Regions from separate parts of the Homo sapiens genome. Here regions 2 and 3 are each linked to region 1. A link is a loop called in an ENCODE intact Hi-C map of the cell type or tissue named here. Cell type or tissue: OCI-LY7. All regions are shown on one strand. Each heading gives the region's core, and the rest is flanking DNA. Links, peaks and the distances in the headings are about the cores only.

Evidence for each region. A loop is a pair of places that touch in the nucleus more often than their neighbours do. Peaks named below come from ENCODE experiments on the same cell type or tissue, not always from the same donor. Only the 100,000 strongest peaks of a DNase experiment are listed, where the experiment ranks them.
Region 2: it touches region 1 in a loop (4-fold over the local background); 49 of 110 quality-filtered maps call a loop at or near these places.
Region 3: it touches region 1 in a loop (5-fold over the local background); 52 of 110 quality-filtered maps call a loop at or near these places.

Annotation. Positions count from the first base shown.
Region 1 is chr15:40,040,432-40,048,593 of GRCh38, reverse strand. SRP14-DT (SRP14 divergent transcript) reads right to left here. Exons shown (of 3, transcript NR_040060.1): 2 at 2,525-2,633. Among named protein-coding and RNA genes, the nearest start is that of SRP14-DT, 5.2 kb to the right of the region's middle. RefSeq lists enhancers at 621-750, 1,091-1,220. In OCI-LY7, for the core only: CTCF peaks have their summits at 3,103 and 3,305 (motif pointing left); DNase peaks (open chromatin) are centred at 2,883 and 3,323; H3K4me3 peaks cover 303 bases; H3K27ac peaks cover 633 bases.
Region 2 is chr15:40,176,051-40,178,550 of GRCh38, reverse strand. BUB1B (BUB1 mitotic checkpoint serine/threonine kinase B) reads right to left here. Exons shown (of 23, transcript NM_001211.6): 5 at 1,878-2,074. All of the region lies in intron 2 of LOC107984763 (a long non-coding RNA gene), which reads left to right. Among named protein-coding and RNA genes, the nearest start is that of BUB1B, 16 kb to the right of the region's middle. In OCI-LY7, for the core only: no CTCF peak of the experiment used is centred there; no DNase peak of the experiment used is centred there.
Region 3 is chr15:40,161,205-40,163,704 of GRCh38, reverse strand. It overlaps BUB1B (BUB1 mitotic checkpoint serine/threonine kinase B), which reads right to left. Exons shown (of 23, transcript NM_001211.6): 1 at 2,450-2,500. The coding sequence starts at 2,484. Among named protein-coding and RNA genes, the nearest start is that of BUB1B, 1.4 kb to the right of the region's middle. RefSeq lists enhancers at 1,481-2,245, 2,253-2,382, 2,403-2,500. In OCI-LY7, for the core only: no CTCF peak of the experiment used is centred there; a DNase peak (open chromatin) is centred at 1,474; H3K4me3 peaks cover 2,500 bases; H3K27ac peaks cover 1,527 bases.

The DNA.
Region 1 (8,162 bases), core at 2,321-4,820:
ACCTCCACGCCCCTGCCTAGTTCTCCGTGTGGTATCCTGCCTCAGTAGGCCAGCAACTTCCCACGGATACCAAGGAAGGCTGTGTTCAAGTAGCAAGAGCTCAGAGTGAGGAAGTGCCCTGTGGCCAGGCACATTTCCAGCCTCGTGGCTGACCACCCCTGGTGCAAACAGGGTCCTGTCCTCACGTATGCAGGTTGATTTCTGCCTTGTCTTCCTTTCCCTGTCTGAAAGATCTTTCCCATCCTGTCTGCAGAGTCAAGTTCTCCCCATCATTCTCGGTTCCATCTCTTCCCCGAAGCTTTGTCTGCAGTGACTCCCTCCCCACCCCCGCTTCACTGGCCATACTGGACTGTCCAGCATGAGAGTGTGGGCCCTCATTTCACACTGCCTTGTCTTGTGGTTTGACATTTCACCTAGGTTTGTTTTGTCTCCTCTTCAAGACTTGAAGACAGGATGATTTGGGTCCTTAACCACTGCCTCCTACTTCAAACGAGATCCCTTACAGAGCTGAGCTCAGAGCCGACCCTGTGTGTAAGGGCATAATAAATCCTGGCTGAATGTCCCGTCTCAGTGTCTCTGTCTTGGTTCCTGCCTGAATTTCAGTCAGCTGAGCCACAGTTCACCCCAGACCCTGTAGCATCTTGGGAGGAGACATTTGGGCTCCTCTGCCTGGTAGTCACGTTGCCTCACTGCAGGAAGTGACCCAGGCCTTGCCGTCTCCCAGCTTGTGGGCCTTCTTGCCTCCAGGTTCCCCTCTGACTAATCATGAGAGTGCTATGGGGCTGACTGGAAGCGACCACTCCTGTCCCAGAAGGGACTTCCCCAGCCTGAATGCTTGCAGGTGGACGGCAAGGGAAGGGGGATAGTGCTGGTAATATGCAAGGTGGTGCCCTCGTCCAGTTCCAGGGACACAGCTCATAGAACACTCCCAAAAGGGGCTGTTCAGCCTGTCTCCATTCTTGCAGCTCTCTTCACCCCAAGCCTCAGGCCGGGCCTGGCTCGTTGTCCCTGGGGGGTCTGAAAGGGGCTGGAGTGGGGGTGGAGTGAGCAGCAACCCGGGACTCTCAGCTCAGCGCTTTTCCCCCCATTGTGAAATGGCCTTGGATAAGGGCCAAGCAGGAAGCTGCCTCCTATAGCTCCGTGGCCTGGCGCCTGGGGTGTGAGGACGGCCCCAGGCCCTTCCCTTCCCAAGGGAGGGCTGAAGCTGACACACGGAGTCCACCTGCATGGAGACACTGAGCTGCCCTTGGCTAAGTCATGAGGGGCCTATGCCCTCCCTCCTGCTCTCTGTGCCAGCTAGTTTGTGGCAGGCAGAGGGGTGTGTGGAAAGTGCATGGGCCTGGGGCTCAGGGCTCGGGGCTTCCAGTCTCACCTTTGGCATTACCAAGCTTTGTGATCTTGGTCAAGTCATTTTCCCTCTTTGGACCTCACTCAGTTTCTATTCACTTGTGAATAACTAGCAGGTAAAGGGTTGGACTAAAAAGGTCTTGGAGGCCTCTTCCAGCTCAATATTGTGACTCACTGAAGTCAATGATTCATTGATGTTATTACTGGGACTTGGCTCTGATCAGATGGGAGTTTCTTCATTGTGTCTGTCTAGGATTCCCTGTGTAAATCTGCATCTGTGGGTCTGTCACAGAGGTGGAGTGGGCTTCCCCGAACAATCAAGGATGAATGATGACACAGAGGCCAAGAGATGAACAGCATCTGTCGCTTTGGGGAGTCGAGACACCTGTTGGGTAATTTGTGCAGAACTCTGGCTATATAATTTCCTGTCCTTGACTTTCAGACAGGAAACTTTAAATTGGGGACCCCTAATCATCCTGAATAAGGGAGCCCCTCCCCCACCCACTAAACCCATGAAAGTGTGGGGAGGAGGAGGGCAGGAATAGGTGCTCATGCCCCAGACTTCCAGCCTGGCTGGGAATAACTACGCTTGCAATAACTATGCTTGCCTTTCCTGGCCTCAGTTTCCCCTCTTACAATATGGGGTATGCTGGCCCCCTTCTTGAGGTTCAGCAAGGAAGGAAATCCTAGATGAGAAGGGGAGAACCTCTTAAAGTTCACACACATTTCTTGAGTGCCACCACCTGATTCTGTACAAGGATGGCCTTCCAGGCATGTGGGGCCAGGGGCTGCCCATGGAGTGTAGCCTAGAGGGTACTGGCAATTCCTTTGTATCTCCCCAAAGCCCCTATACCAGAAATCCCACCATTAGAGTCTGTTCTTTGTTTAACATCACCTAAGTTTCCTCCACAAATGGAGGGCGTGTGACATACTAACCATTTGTCCTGAACATGTTCGTGTGATTTAGCTACCAGATGGGTTGCCTCCACACAGCTAGCTGAGCTTAGTGAGAGACTGGGATTTTGATGGGGAGGGAGGGAGGGGTGTTTTGCACGACCGAATATTTCTACTCAGGGTACTGCTTGAGAAGGAGAGGAAAAGAACAATGAAACCTAGCTTTTCTGCCATGCTTTCTCACGTATAAGCTTTTATATTCACATTGTCACACTGAACTCACCACAGCAGTGTGAGGAAGATCTTCCCATTTTACAGCTGAGGAAATGGAGGCTCATAGAGATTAAGATGACTTTCCTTCAGAGATACAGCCAAGAAATGCCAAGTTGGACCTGGAATCCAAAGACAGGATTAAGGAGACAGGATTCTGCATGGGAGTGGGAGGGGGACAGGGGCTTGGGATAGGAACCCACACCCAGAGGGAGGGAAAGATGAGGAGTGGAGAGAGAGTCCCAGTTTGTTCCACTCTGCCTAGAGCTGGTCTCTTTTCTGCCTTCCCTCCCTTCTTGTCACCTCTTTGGACAGCTGAAAGACAGCTGAAAGCTCAGCACTCCTGAGCTGCCCGCAGGCTACACTCATTTGCAAGTGCTTCTTCGCACAGAGGTGGCAGGCTCCTCAGCTAGAACAACGCTCACCTCACAGGACTATTGGGGGCTCAAAAGTGGATACATGTAAGCACCTAGAAATGAACCTGGCACTTAGTAACTTCTCAATAAATATAAGCAAGCTATTATCTGAGAAAAAAATAGTCTCTTCTCTAGTGGAGAAGTCAGTCAGCTTCTTGCACCTAGAACAGTGCCAAACACTGCTTGTTTAGCCTTGTTCAGTGAATGGATGAATGATAATCTTTCTGTAACACGGAAAGTTCTAGCCTCCACAGAAGTAATTTTGAAAAATAATGACCACGATCTTGGATATTCTTAGGGTTGATCTAAGGTAAACGACAGGGCAAGATCTGGGAGTGGCTGAGGCGGTCGCCCATGGCTGCGCTCGTCTGGTGAGGCCAGGGCGTCCCCTACTGGCCCAAGACGAGTCACAGGCAGGTCGAGGCCACTCCTCATCTCTGCGATGGCGCGTGGAGGGAGGGCGTGGTGGCGTTGCTGCGAGCGAGGGGAAGGCCAGTGTTAATCACTGACACTTGTGGGCTCCGGAAACTTCCCTAGGGCCCCCAGAAGGGGCTGGGGGGAGAAAAGCAGCAGTTCTAAGAATTTTGGAAGTAGAAGTGACATTAGCAATCTAGCCTAAGTCCTGAACATAACAGTGAAAATACTTTAAAAAATACATCAACTGGGTGTTTACTATGAGCCCTTTACGTGGATTATGTCCTTGAAAGCCGACAACAACCCTCTGAGGCAGGTTCCCTGTGGAGGATAGGGCGCAAGCAAGTACCTCGTGCAGGGCCTCACAGCAAGTTGGGGAGCAGGGTGAGCCTGGGGTCTCTGACTCACAGTCCAGGGCACCTGTGCTGTCTCTCTAGGACACTGGGGCTTGGGATTTAAATCCAGGACTTCATCCTGGGGTGGGGATGGAGAGAGTTCCTGGAGCCCTGAGTTGGCTGAGCAGATACAATGAACACTTGTTGACCAACTGACTGCAGAAAAGAATAAAGGAATTGGGAACTGCCAGTGTTGGAGTGGATTCAGTCCAGGGAGTGTGTTGACGTGTGGCTTCAGGGTGTTTACTCTCTCCGGGCACCCAGGCTTCTAGGACACACTCTCATCTCCCTCCGGCCACTCCTCTGGCCTTCTCTAGGATGGCTCCACCAGAGCTAACCACCTCCCGCTGACGTGGGAGGTCTCCCAGCCTTAGGTTCTAAAATTTGTCATCCCAAAGCCAGACCTGCCCAGTGCCATTCCTCGATGTGTTTAGATGATACCCTCCTTCCTTCATCCAGAACTGACCCTTAAATCAGCACACTGGAGCTACGGTGAGGCAGCTCAGAGCCCAAGGTATAGTTCCCCTCAGACTGAAACTGAAAAGTTAAACTAGCCCAGAGGCCAGTCCTCCGTAAGGTGCACAGTGTCTTGTTGCAATCTGCTCCTGTAGAATGAATCCACCTTGACGAGGAGGACGTAGAACAGCCCACTCCCAACTAAGGGACTGCAGTGTAATAATGCATCCCTTAGCTCATTTACTCCTCCCCTTGACATGAGGTAGGCACTTTTATGACTTCCCCATTTTACAGATGAGGACACTGAGGCACAGAGAGACTTAAGCAATTTTGGAATATGCAAAAAAGATTAGTGGAAACAAATACATTAAAGAAAAAGATAAACTCAAAAACAACAATAACAAAAAACAAAACAAAATAAAAAATAGTGGATGTTTCCAATGAAAAATTATACATTGATTAGAACACAGCCTTCTGGATTAGCTGATTTCTAGCCTTTTATTTCCTTTGCGCTATTTTACAACTCTGTAGGTTGTAGAGACTCAATGGCAATGCAGAGGATTCTTGTCTATGGATGTACAAATGCTTCTGTTCAGTGAAGGGACAACCCTGGGTCCCTCCTGTGCAAAATCCAATTTTACTTCCATTTACAAATTCATTCCAGAATTCCTGATGTTTACTGGATTCCCCTTTGAATGGATTGTAACATACATCTGGTTTCCTTATTAATAATAGGTTAAACATAATACAAAATTTTTTTGAGACAGCATCTCACTGTTTCCCTGACTGGAGTGCAGTGGCACAATCATGGCTTATTGCAGCCTTGACTACCCCAGCTAGGAACCCCATCCAGGAACTAGCGACTGTGTTTTTAAGCATTATACTTTCCAGGCACTGCAAAGTGTAATTGCATTAGAGTAACTGCAGCTGCAAATTAATCAACCCTAACCTGAACAAGATCCTTGACCCTAATTCAAACCCTAACCAAATTCCTGACCCTAATTCAAAACCAACTCTAATTAAACACCTAATAAATTAAAGTGTGCTCTGTCTGAGGAAAAAACACATTACCCCTGCATTTTGGGAGAGACAATCTCAGGTTGTACAAACAAGCATACTTATTCAGGTCCCTTAGGTCGGCTAGGCCCTGAGGAGCAGGGGTACTTTTCTCTGCCCGTCTTCCCATGGGGAAGTGGCCAAAGCTGGTACGGTGTTTTGTGCCCAGGGCCTTCGTTTTGCTCTTGGTGCTGCCTAGGCCTTTGATGAAGCCCCCATGATGTGGGAAAGGATTTGGGAACCATTTTCATGTCATGGTTCTCCTAGAACTGTGAAAGGGAGAGGAAAAACTGAGAGGGAGCAGGAAGGTGTGTGGCCTGCATGACTTAGAGACAGTGACCCAGCGCCATGCCTCACATACATACTGCTCTGCTCCAAGGCCAAAAGCCATTAATCTCTATTATGCATTTAAATTACAATTTGATGAATGATATGTTACCCTAATCACACATAATTGCAAGTTAGGATTTGGGGTGCTGGAAAACATCAAAATTTAACCATGTTATATTGACATAAACTCTCAATTTCATTGTACCCCTGAGCTACCTTTATTCCTGATTGATCACATACAATACCATTTTTCTCACTGATGAATTTATTTTCAGATATAGTCTTATAAATCAATGAACTTTATCATTGCTTTTACTGTTTTAATTTTTTTAATCTCAAAAATTTAAATTTAGCAACATTATTTTACTTCATAGTACTTCCTTTTATGATCCCTTTTATTTATGGCAAATGATACTGGTTTTCCACTTATGATCATGATATTAAATACACAAGTAGAAAGTGAGTCAATTTAAAGAAAAATATTAACTAACAGTACAGGTGGTATTAAGATAATGGCAGAAATCAGGATGGTGATGTTGAAATGATGGAAGGTGTGTGGTCTATAAGTAATAACACTATTTGATACTATACTGTTTATTGGGCATTTACTATGTGCTAGGCCCAATGTTATCAATGATAGCGCTGTCCAGTAGAATTTGTGATGATGGAAATGCTCTACATCTGTACTATCCAAGCCACATATTGCTACTGAATCCTTGAAATGTGGCTAGTGTGATTGAGGAATTAAAATTTTAAAATTAATTTAAACATCTATATTTACCATATTAGAGCAAGCCTAAGGCTCTTACATATAGTATTTTATACAATCTTCATAATCTCAATGAAGTAAGCATTATTTTGTTACTTTGCTAGTGAAGAGACTTAGGCCTTGAGAGGTTGCCTGAGGCCACATAATCAATAAGTAGCAGACGTAGGATCTGAACCCCGATCACTTTGACTTCTGAATAGGTGCTCTTGGTCATTTCCCACAGAAAAACAAAGCCCAAAGAATATTCCATCAGTAGTTGAATTGCACTGGATCCAGTGCAATGCACGCATTCCATGTACTAGGACATAGACATCTCTGGGGGATCATCCAGCCTGCCACCGAGATTTTTGCAGAAGTCCAGATGCTAGTGTGATTGCAATCAGATTAAACTTTCAAGATAGCTAACAGGACTCATGCAGGTGTAGATGTGAAAATTAAAAGAAAAAGAACAGCTGGTGGCAGCGGCTCATGCCTATAGACCCAAGTACTTAGGAGGCTGAGGCTGGAGGATAGCTTGAGCCTGAGAGGTGGACGCTGCAGTGAGCCGAGATTGCACCACTGCACTCTAGCCTGGGTGACAGAGTGAGACCCTGCCTCAAAAAGAAAAAGGAATCTGGGATGATTCATGGTTGTTTTTATTTGAGTAACTGGTCAGACGGTGGTGCCATTTAATAAATAGCAAAGATGTGGGAAGTAAAAAGTTTTGATTTGGTCACGTAATATCTGAGATGCTCATTACACATCCAGGTGGAACTACCAAGTGGACAGCTGAATATGCAAGTTTGGAGCTCAATACAGAGGTAAAAGCTATAATTAAAAATTGGGGAGTCATCTTCGCACACCTCAAGACTAGCAAAGATTAGAACAGTCTGGTGAAAACCCCTCCTATAGGGCCGCCAACACAAGACCACTTTGTGATGGCACCATATGAATAACCTCTAGCATGCGTGTCCAACCTTTTGGCTTCCCTGGGCCACATTGAAAGAATCGTCCTGGGCCATATGTAAAACACACTAACACTAATGATAGCTGATGAGATAAAATTTTTTTAAAAAGGGCCCATGCATAATTTTCATGATATCTGCCAATACAGATGAGCAAAAACATCCTCACATTCAAATGACTGGACACCCATGCAAGAGCCCTGGGCCTTGGTATTACTAGCTCAGAAGTCAAAGTCCTGGTTGAGAGCACCAGATTGACCCACGTTAGGTCATATGCTTGAGCCCAGGTGCTGAGGGCAGTTGAGAGAGTGACCCTCTGACCCTTCTATTTATTTATTTATTGCCTCTCACCAAAACCCACACAACAGGGGATTGCAAACAGGTTCAAATGCTGGAGAACCAAAAGCCAATACAGGTTGGCTACACAAGGTCATCAGCCTAGGGCAGGAAGTGGGCAACGGGCGCTGGCCATTTGGAAGAAAATGTGAAATCAGAGAGTGAACATATTTAAGCCATTAAGTTTGAATCTCCTAACTGGGCTCCTCATTTCCTGCCCTGTCTCTCTACAGTGCATTCTCCACAACACAGACAGGGGGATCTTTAAAAAATATAAATCAGATTTTCAGTGTTCTGTTGAAAACTTCCTTAACGAGTCTTCTCTTTGTATCTAGAACAAAATCCAGGCTTACTATGGTCACGGGCCCTACATAATCTGGTCCCCAGCTACCTCTCCATACTCCTTTACTCCTTGCTCCACAAGCCCTCCTCACCCCCACCCGCACCTGCCAGTCTTACAGACACAGGGCAACTTGTTTCCCCTTTGAAGGTTTTGCTCTAGCCGTTCCCTGTGTCTGAAACACTGTGTCCCTAG
Region 2 (2,500 bases), core at 1-2,500, 130 kb before region 1:
TACACTCTAAAAAACAGAATACACATATTTTTCAAGTGTACATGAAGCATTCACCAAGATAAACCATAATCTGGGTGATAAAACAAACCTTAACAAATTTAAGACTTGAAACCATATACCTTATGTTCTCTGACCACTATGGAATTAAACTAGATATCAATAACAGAGATATCTGAAAAATCCAAAAACACTTCCTAACTGAAGTAATACACTTCTAAGTAACTCATGGGTCAAAAGGAAGACACGGGGTAAGCTAGAAAATATTTTGAACTAAATTAAAATGAAAATACAGTATATCACAACTTGTGGGATACAACTAAAGCAGTGCTTAGAAGGGAATTTAGAGCATTAAATGCTTATATTAGAAAAAGAGAAAGGTCTAGAATCAGTGATCTAGGCTTTCACCTTAAACTACAAAAAGAAGAGCAAGTTATATCCAAAGCAAGCGGGAAGAAATAAAGTGCAGAAATAAAATTAAGAACAGAAAATCATTAAGAGAAAAAAAAAAAAAATCAATGAAATGAACCCAAAAGCTGGTTTTCTAAAACAATCAGTAAAATTGATATCCAAGCCAGACTGAGAAGACATAAATTACCAGTATCAGGAGAAAGGGAGAATCACTATATAACCTACAGACATTAAAAGCATAATAAGGGAATATTATGAACAACTCTATGCCCACAAACTCATTAACTTGGATGAATGGATCAATTCCTTGAAAGACAAAAATCTACCAAAGTTTACTTAAAAAAAAAAAAGCCTAAATAAATGGAGAATTATACCATATTCCTGTATAATCCTAATCAAAATCCCAGAAAGCTGATTCTAAAACTTATATAGAAAGTCAAATGAACTACCAGAGTTAAATATAAGAATAAAGTTAGAGGACTCATTTTATCTGATTTCTAGACTTACTATAAAAGGTATAGTAATCTAGATAGCATGGTAAACACTAATGGATAGACACGTACATCGGTAGAAAAAATAGAATAATAGAAATAAACCTACATGAATATGATCAACTGATTTTTTAAAAATCAAGGTATAAAGGCAATTCAATGGAGAAAGGTTAGTCTTTTCAACAATTGGCATTGGAACAAATGAACATTAATATGCTAAAAAAGAACCTTAACCTCTATCCTCTACAAAAATTAACTCAAAATGGATCAGGGATCTAAATGTAAAAAGTGAAATTATAAAACTTGAAGATGAAAACTTGAAGATGAAAATCTCTGTAACAATCTTTGGCTAGACAAAAAATTCTCAGACACAACATCAAAAGCACGATCCATACAAGAAAAACTTGTAAATTAGACTTCTTTAAAATTAAAAACTTCTGTTCTAAAAAAGACAGTTAAGAAAATGAACAGACCAGGCTTAAGCTGAGAGAAAATATTTTCAAATCACATATCTGACAAAGGCTTATACTTACAATCTATAAAGAACTTTTACAACTCAAATGCATTATGCTAAATCAAACAGGCCAAACTCAAAAGGCTATATATTATACGATTCCATTTATATGGCAGTCTGGAAAAGGCAAAACCACAGGCTGGAGAATAAATCAGTGTTTGCCAGGGGTTTGGGTTCAGCATAGGTACTAATTACAAAGGGAATTCTTTTGGGGGGTGTGAAATTATTCTGTATCTTGTTAATGATGATGATCACAAGTCTTTTTACTCCTAGTACCATATACCAAAGAGTGGATTTTACTCTATGATAAATAAAATTTTTAAAATATATCTTTAAAAAAATTGAATAGTAACTAAGTAAACTTAACATGCCAATCCACCAGAAAGCACTTTATTCAGATGCAAAAAAGAGATAATTTATTTCTATTATTTTTAGAGTTAAGACAAGCTCCAAAGAAAGTTTACCGGTGCTGGGACTGTAGTCTTTCTAGTGGTTCAGCCTTCTGTTGAATCCCTTCCTGAAATATCGCATCTGCTTTCCTAAAGTTTTCTCTAGCTTCATATTCTTCTGCCCATGAGATATAGAACTGAGCAAGTGAAACACCAATCCCTTGGTTGTGCAAGTAACTGTACATATCCAAAGGCTCATTGCATAAACGCCCCTGTAACAGAAGTGTTAACAGTTAACCAATTTCTACTCACGTATTGAATGCCTATTAGTTGCCAAACAATCACTGGAGATACTACATGCAATTCCTGTATTGAAAAAAAAATCTATTATTACAATGTGATAAGGACCATACTGGGAGGACCTAAAAAAGAGGCAAAACTGAGCGATTTGTAAGAAGAGTTGGAGAGTAAAGGCTTCAAGAAGGAGTAATAAGCCAGGTGCAGTCGCTTCTGCCTGTAATTACAGCACTTTGTGAGGCCGAGGTAGGAGTAGGAGGATCGCTTGAGGTTAGGAGTTTGAGACAAGCCTGGGCAACATAACAAGACCCTGTCTCTACAACAAAATTTAAAACTTTAGCTGGGCATGGTGGAAGGCGCCTGTAGTCCTAGCTACCCAGGAGGCTGGGGCAGGAGAATCA
Region 3 (2,500 bases), core at 1-2,500, 120 kb before region 1:
TAAATATTGAAATAAATGTGAGCTATCCGTACACTTAAGAACATTTAATGAAAACAAAAAATAATCATTTACCCAATTTTTGGCGAATCAGTGAATGACTGCAGTCATAGTGTTGGTGGGTTAACTCAAGGAATAAATGTTTGAGAGTGAAAATTTCAAGAAGTACCTCCTACCACCACAAAGTTCAAAAAACAAATAGTAACACTATAGTGGGCATGCTGGGCACTTTCATAAGGCATTGTTTATTGTCATGCATTTATATGATTATCATACACACTTTATATAAACTTTTTAAATAGAGACAGGCCTTACTATGTTGCCCAGGCTGGTCTTGAACCGCTGAGCTTAAGCAATCCTGTTGCCTCAGCCTCCCGAAGTGCTGGGATTACAGGTGTGAGCCACCGCTCCCAGCCTTTACAGATTTTTATTTTACAGTAATTTGTATTCATTCCTTCATTCATTTTCCAACTCACTTATTCTAGTTCGGGGTTGAGGGTGGCCAGAGCCCATCTCAGCAACTCAGAGAGGAACCAACCCTGGACAGGACACCACTCCATCACAGGGAGCATCACATTCACACCCATTCAGACTGGGATCATTTAGACACGCCAATTAACAGGCACATCTTTGGGATGTAGAAGGAAACTGGAGTACCTAAGGAAACCCATGCAGACATGCGGAAAACATGAAAACTCCACATACACAGCAGCCCCGCAATGAATTGATTTTTTTTCTCATCAACATTATAACGAAACGATGTTATACCAGGACCTGCTCTATATTGTGTGAACTCTGTAAAGGTAAGGGCTATGCCATTTATTTTTGTATGCCCATGATCTAATACGAGATATAACACTATTATGCCCTGTTTGTTGAATTCATCTGAACTTTCTTCTCTTGCTCTTAAAAATAGTGAATTACACTATCTCAGTTAAATATCCCAAATTGAGCTAAGACTGCCCCCACTTCCTCCCAGACCTGCTCCTCCCACAGTCTTCCTCTTTCTCAAATAAATGGCAATCCCATTCTTCAGTTACCCAAGCCAAAAATCTTAGTGCCAACTTTGATGCCCTTCTCATACCCCTCAGTCAGTCAGCAAGTCCTACTGGTTCTACCTTCAAAATATATACAGAAATCAACCACTTATCATCATCTCCACTGTTTTCCACCTGGCTCAACTCACTTTTGAGCTGAATTATTTCAATAACCTCTTAACTGGTGTCCCTTGCTTCCATCCTTTGCTGCCTTTAGTGTATTCAACACTACAGCCAAAGTGACCCCATTTAAACCCAAGTCAGATTATGTCTTTCCTTTGCTCAAAACCTTCCAATGACTTTTGATTACAACTAGAGTAAAAGCTAAGTCCTTACAATCTGCATCTTCACCATTTTTACATAATATCCTTTTACTCTTCTAGTTAATTCTGCTCCAGTGACAATGGCCTTGGACATGCCAGGTGCAACTTCCTCCCCTAGCTCTCACCCTCAGCCTTTGTACTCTCCTCAGATATAGAACCTCTAGCTTTTGAGATTCCTTCAAGTCTTGACCAAAGTGACATCTCCTCAGTGAGACTCCAGTGTTCAAGTTAAATTGCACCAATCCCCACCCCCAATATTCACTACACCCAGTTGCTTTATTATTTTTTTTAGTACTGACCACATCTCCACCTAACAGTTTGTCTTTATTGTCTGACTCCCCCACCTTCATCCCATGCCAGAACTTAAGCTTCATGAGGGTTGAGATTTTTGTGTCTGTATATTTGCTGCACTCAGAGCTTAGCCAAAAAAATACTTGTTACATGAATGAAAGAGCCCATGACATAGCACTTATCTAGGTATTGCGGGCACCACAGTGAAAACACATACAGATTTCCAACCTAGAACTGCAATATAGTTTTTTTAATACAAGGAAAAGCCGCAAACATGCAGAAAAAGGCTTTTAGATCTCTATGTTATTGGCATAATTTAGATCTCTATGATATTGGCTAAAGGCTTTCAGATCTCTGTGCTATTGGCATAGCACCTGCCATTTGTTGAGCGCTTATTTGGAAGCAGTTACTTAACAAATACTTTGAATTCCCCCAGAACCACGTAAGGCAGCATTAACATCAGCATTTTCCATACAAACGATTTGCCCAAGGTCAAACAACTAGCAGGTGGCTGAGCTGAGTTACAAACAGACAACATTGCAACTTCCAAACTCTTTGTTCCGCTGGGGTCCCGCAGCCTTCTTCGCTTTGAAGCTGGATGCGGCAGGATTCGCACGTGCCCTCAGTCCACTGCGTTTTCACCTCCACCTCCGGCATTCTACTCCAAAAGGAAGGAGGCTCCGGTGGGGTCTGTTCTGACGGTGCCGATCTCCCCCTCGACTGCTCCGAGCGGAGCCTTCTATTACCTACCAGGCCGTGTCCTCTCAGGCCCAGCCCCCAGCAGCTTTCTCCCGTACCTACCTCAGAGCACCCCCTTCCTTCTTCACCGCCGCCATCCTGCATTCCTGGCTC